2 separate regions of the Homo sapiens genome follow, and region 1 is linked to region 2. Evidence: chromatin loops called from intact Hi-C (ENCODE). Cell type or tissue: B cell. All regions are shown on one strand. Links, peaks and the distances in the headings refer to the core of each region. The heading gives the core; the rest is flanking DNA.

Region 1 (2,919 bases), core at 171-2,670, 120 kb before region 2:
AGAAGCCTCCACACTTGCCTGGCTGTATACTCTGTCAGTAACACATGTGAGTGTGGACTCCATAAATACAAATGTTTAGAAATTTTGTGTGAGCTATTCTCAGTCTACATATTAAATATTAGTGAAACTTAATTTTTTATTTTGTATAAAAAATACAAATACAATAAAATATATAGAGAGACCTGTAAGCATTTCTGTTGTTGACTGTTGAATCTAAAGAGCACAATAGCAACATCTGTGCTAAACCAGCTATTACATATTGAATGTCCTTTGTATATATTCTTTATTATCATAGCTCCAGGTGCTCCTTCAGCTCCAAGGAGAGGGCGTGGGGGTCATCGGGGTGGCAGGGGAAGATTTGGTATTCGGCGAGATGGGCCAATGAAATTTGAGAAAGACTTTGACTTTGAAAGTGCAAATGCACAATTCAACAAGGAAGAGATTGACAGAGAGTTTCATAATAAACTTAAATTAAAAGGTAAGCTTTGATTTTTCTTTTCAGAAAATAATCTTATTTGATCTGTGAATTACAGATGTTTCTCAGATTAGGTGTTTTTATGTAATTCAGATTAGCTGTCTTGACTTTTCTGATATGTGCTTTTGTTCTTAGAAGATAAACTTGAGAAACAGGAGAAGCCTGTAAATGGTGAAGATAAAGGAGACTCAGGAGTTGATACCCAAAACAGTGAAGGAAATGCCGATGAAGAAGATCCACTTGGACCTAATTGCTATTATGACAAAACTAAATCCTTCTTTGATAATATTTCTTGTGATGACAATAGGTACAGTTTTTAAGCTGTTCTTTTATCTTATGATATTGATTGAAGTGTAAAATGGTTTCATGTAAATTCACGAGGTTTAATGAATACTACCATAATTGTTTTGTTTTGTTTTGAGACAGTCTTACTCTGTTACTCAGGCTGGAGAGCAGCAGTGCAGTCACAGCTCACTGTAGTCTCAAGCTCCTGACCTCAAGCAATCCTCCCATCTCAGCCTCAGTAAAGGGGACTACAGTTGTACACCACCCCACCCGGCTAATTTTTTTCATTTTTTTGTAGAGATGGGGGTCTCGCTATGTTGCCCAGGCTAATCGTGAACTCCTGGCCTCAAGATCAGCCTCCCAAAGTACTAGGATTACAGGCGTGAGCCACCACACCTGGCCATAATTGATTTTTTAATGTTTTATTTGCTAAAAGAAAATATATACTAAAGTTCTAAATTATTCATTCAAAAGAAGAAATAACCATATACTTTTGTTTAAGGATATATTCATATTTGAATATTAGCAATTAAAACAAGCATTTAGGTAATGTCTAAGTAGGACCTTTTTTTCACCCCTGTATGTTACAGTTCAAATGAAGCCAGAACCGAAGTGCTAATCTACTTTGAAGTTTGCTGGTACCATAAAACTGCCAGATTGTAGTAAATGTGGGTCCAGAAAATTGGCAAATTATTGAGAGGTTAATTAAAGGACCCAGTGTGAGGAACTAACAGTTCTAGAGGTTCTCCTGCCCAATCCAAATTGTCATTGTCCTTGTCCTTTTCCTGGCTGAAGTTTGGTGCCCTCTGGTGGCAGTTGTTTGCTTCAATATAAACATGGATGGACATAATTCTGAGTCCCACGATTGGCTGGATGACAGCAGCAATAATTCAGATACTTCTTGGGTTACTTGGTATCGGGTCCATAGATTGGGCCAGGAACATAATGGGGACCTAAGGGCCCACCTTCCATCTCCTAGCTTCCCAAGACAAGGCCTCCCTGTCTGACTTTACCTTCTTTTCCCTTGGGGCTGAGTGGAAAGCGAAGTCAATTACCAATCTCATTATATCTGAATTTCCATTATTTTGGAGCTGTTACTATGTTTATCAGGTGTATTTGCAAGAAACTAATGTCAGTCATGTGTTCACATGAAGTTTAACAGAATATTACAGGAACATATTGAACTCATATGCCATGAACAACTCGTGATAACTTAGATAAGATGCTTTTTTTTTTTTTTTTTTGAGATGGAGTTTCGCTCTTGTCACCCAGACTGTAGTGCAGTGGCTCGATCTCGACTCACTGCAACCTCCACCTCCCAGGTTCAGGTGATTCTCCTGCCTCAACCCCCCAAGTAGCTGGGATTACAGGCACCTGCCACCATGCCCAGCTATTTTTTGTATTTTTGGTAGAGAATGAGTTTCACCATTTTGGCCAGGCTAGTCTCGAACTCCTGACTTCAGGCGATCCGCCCCCTCGGCCTCCCAAAGTGCTGGGATTACAGGCGTGAGCCATCACGCCTAGCCAAGATGCTTATTTCTAATTAGCTTTAGTAATTACTTAGGCTTAATTTGGGAGTAGCACTGCATATTTTGGCTGAGGGATATTCTTTTAAACCTGATATGCTGAAGATTATTTGCTTTTATAATAGAGAACGGAGACCAACCTGGGCTGAAGAAAGAAGATTAAATGCTGAAACATTTGGAATCCCACTTCGTCCAAACCGTGGCCGTGGGGGATACAGAGGCAGAGGAGGTCTTGGTTTCCGTGGTGGCAGAGGGCGTGGTGGTGGCAGAGGTGGTACCTTCACTGCCCCTCGAGGATTTCGCGGTGGATTCAGAGGAGGTCGTGGGGGCCGGGAGTTTGCGGATTTTGAATATAGGGTAAGTGTTACTGTTAATAAATTCTTTGGGGTTGACATGCATTTTACAAGACTCAAAACATTTTTACTTGTTTTTGTTTTGGGTGAATTGTTTTGAGGACATTAGAATAACTTCCATTTTGACTTTTCAGTAGAGGATATACGTGATTCAGATGTATATATAAAGACATTATACAAAAAAAGACAGTATAGTATCACCTTTATTTCATGTTAACAGAATATACTTTTAACACCCAAAGAGTCTATCTAGGAAGCACATACTCCCAGAATGGAAGGG
Region 2 (2,919 bases), core at 223-2,722:
GTCACCGCGCCCGGCTCATTTGTTCTTGAAATGTAAGAGTATAATAGTAGATTCTGTCAAAAGTGTTTAGAGTCTATGAATATATTTAAGTAAATGTTGGCAGTTCACTTTGTGTCCTAAAACCTCCCTTCTATAAGTACTCTGCCACCAAAAAGTTCTTTTATTTTTTTAAATTATTATTATTATTTTTTTTTTGGTAGAGACAAGATCTCATGCTGTCCCCCAGACTGCAGTGCAGTGGTGTGGTCATGGCTTACTGTAGCCTTGAACTCCTGGGCTCAAGCAATCATCCCACCCTGGCCTCCCAAGTAGGCGGGACTACAGGCATGTGCCATCATGCCTGGCTAATTTTTAAGTTTTTTGTAGAGATGGAGTCTCACTATATTAGCCAGGATGGTCTGGGACTCCTGGGCTCAAGCGATCCCCCTGCCTTGGCCTCCCAAAGTGCTGGGATTGCAGGCGTGAGCTACTGTACCTGGCCCAAAATTTTAAGTTAATTGTAGGGTGGCATACTGTGTCCTGAAATTAATGGTAATTTATACACATATTTTCATTTCTATCAAACAGTAAACCAGAGGCTCACTTTCTGTAAGATTTTTGTGTTACTAAATTCTTTTTTTTTCTTTTGTAGTCAGTGTTCTGCTGAAATGTGTTCCTGAATTTTTTTTTTTTTTTTTGAGATAGTTTCGTTCTTGTTGCCCACACTGGAGTGCAATGGTGTTGTCTCGGCTCACTGCAACCTCCACCTCCTGGGTTCAAATGATTTTCCTGCCTCAGCTTCCTGAGTAGCTGGGATTACAGGCACCTGCCTGCATGCCCAGCTAATAACTTTTGTGTTTTTAGTAGAGATGGGTTTCACTATGTTGGCCAGGCTGGTCTCAAACTCCTGACCTCGGGTAATCCACCCATCTTGGCCTCCCAAAGTGCTGGGATTACAGGCGTGAGCCACTGCACCCAACCCTGAATTCTTAAATTTTTCCAATTCAGGCTGTCATTGGAAAATGTTAAAACTTAATCAGAATTCTCATTTTGAAGAGTTTGAACTTTTGGATAGTTGGGTGAATATAAACAGTCAGTGCAAAAATGGCTAACACTTGAGTTTGTTTTGAAAACTCTCCCTGTGGGGTTGATTTCATTTGTAACTCATTGCACCCCCGCAAAAAACACCTTGTAGACTGTGATTTCTTGTAGAGGTGCCCTCTGCTGGGTGCTTTTGGTAATTTTGCAAAATTTTAGTTCTGTTTTTTTTTTTTTTTTTCAAATTACAAAATACTGTATGTGCTTGTTGGGAAGAACACAAACAGAAATGATTGCTTTACTCCACCTGGAGAAAAAGGATATTGCTATCCATCCATGCTTTGTTTCACCAAATATTTACTGAACACTTACTGTGTACCAGACACTGTTCTGGGCTCTGGGAATTTAATTATGAGCAAGACACACAGGGTCCCTGCCCCTCATAAACCAACTTGAGAATAGAGAAGGGGGAGACAGCTGTTAAGTATAAGAGATGAGTTCAGACACAGGCAGGCGTATGATGGAAATGAGAGGAGAGTGCCATTATATGATAGAGAATAAGTAGGATAGAGATTCGGGGGAGACTTTTAGACGAGTCAGTCTGGAAGAGGGTCTGAGGATGTGACATTGGATTTGAGAGGAGCCTGTCATGCAGAGAGCCGATGGGGAACACACTTCAGGCAGAAAGAATGCCAGTGCAGAGGCCTCAGGAGTGACCCAGCATGGAAGGAGATGTGCTAGGTGGTGATGAGGATGGGAAGTTGTAGACGTCAAGACTTGCAGGGCCCTTGAAGGAATTGGGTTTTTATCTAAGAACAGGTAGAGGGTTTTAGGCAAGTCTTGGTGATTTGTCAACAGAATGGGTTTAGCCACTTAAGGGCATTTTATTGATCAGCTCAAGGCTGATGAATAAAATAAAAATGCCAGTTTGTTGATTGTTGATTTTTCAGAAAGATTAATTATCATCACCAGGAGCTGTAGTACTCTTTTCTACATGGCCAACAAATGCTCTCCTAGTGGGCAAACATGTGACAAGCCAAGTCACAACCAGACTTGGCTTGGGAACAAGAGCAAATGTGTCCTGATTATCAGTGATTCCAGATGGAGAGAATTGGGTGCACTGAACCTTGGGCAGGCTCAGCTGCCAAGATTCTCTCTGAGGAGTCCAAGGTCTAGCTGGGCACTAGCAGAGCTTGCGTTGTTGTTCACCCTTTCCAGGCTTCTGAGCCTGGCCGGCTCTCATTTCATTCTCTGATATATTTCTTCCCAAGTCAAAGTCATGTTAGGGAGTACTGCTACCTCCTTGAGTGACTTTGTAAGTGTTGAGTTCACCATTTAGCTTCCAGAGTGCCCAGGATCTGGCAGACATCATCTTCCTAGTAGACCTATGCTGCTCAGACTGTTTTCCCTCTCAGAAAAGGGCTCTTGGCCAGACCAAGTGGCTCACACCCGTAATCCTAGCACTTTGGGAGGCTGAGGCAGGAGGATCACCTGAGCTCAGGAGTTTAGGACCAGCCTGGGCAACATAGCGAGACCCCATCTCTACAAAAAAATTAAAACATTAGCCAGGTGCGGTGGCACACGCCTGTAGTTCCAGCTACTTAGGAGGCTGACATGGGAAGATCGCTTGAGCCCAGGAGGTCGAGGATAACAGTGAGCTTTGATCACACCACTGCACTCCAGCCTTGAGGATAGAGTAGGACTCTGTCTCGAAAAAAGGTTGGGGGGCTCTTGGTGTAGGTACCCTGAATGGACGGTGGAGACCCAAATGATGAGAAGCAGTTGGCCATACCAAAATCTCAGGAAAGAGAAATTCGGGCAAAGGCAGCAGCAAGAGCAAAGGTCCTGAGGTGTGGACAAACCCATCCAGGGAGGAAGAGAAGGCCTCACAGCTGGGACAAG

The links. Hi-C counts contacts between places; a loop is a spot of excess contacts. Peaks named below come from ENCODE experiments on the same cell type or tissue, not always from the same donor. Only the 100,000 strongest peaks of a DNase experiment are listed, where the experiment ranks them.
Region 1: a loop joins it to region 2, with 7 times the contacts of the local background. A loop is called at or near these places in 37 of 110 quality-filtered maps.

The regions. Positions count from the first base shown.
Region 1 is chr19:34,219,096-34,222,014 of GRCh38, forward strand. LSM14A (LSM14A mRNA processing body assembly factor) reads left to right here. Exons shown (of 10, transcript NM_015578.4): 7 at 296-478; 8 at 611-782; 9 at 2,412-2,643. Among named protein-coding and RNA genes, the nearest start is that of GARRE1, 34 kb to the right of the region's middle. In B cell, for the core only: CTCF peaks have their summits at 1,575 (motif pointing left) and 1,776; a DNase peak (open chromatin) is centred at 1,566; H3K27ac peaks cover 855 bases.
Region 2 is chr19:34,335,810-34,338,728 of GRCh38, forward strand. All of the region lies in intron 8 of GARRE1 (granule associated Rac and RHOG effector 1), which reads left to right. Among named protein-coding and RNA genes, the nearest start is that of GPI, 28 kb to the right of the region's middle. In B cell, for the core only: CTCF peaks have their summits at 1,195 (motif pointing left) and 1,404; a DNase peak (open chromatin) is centred at 1,202.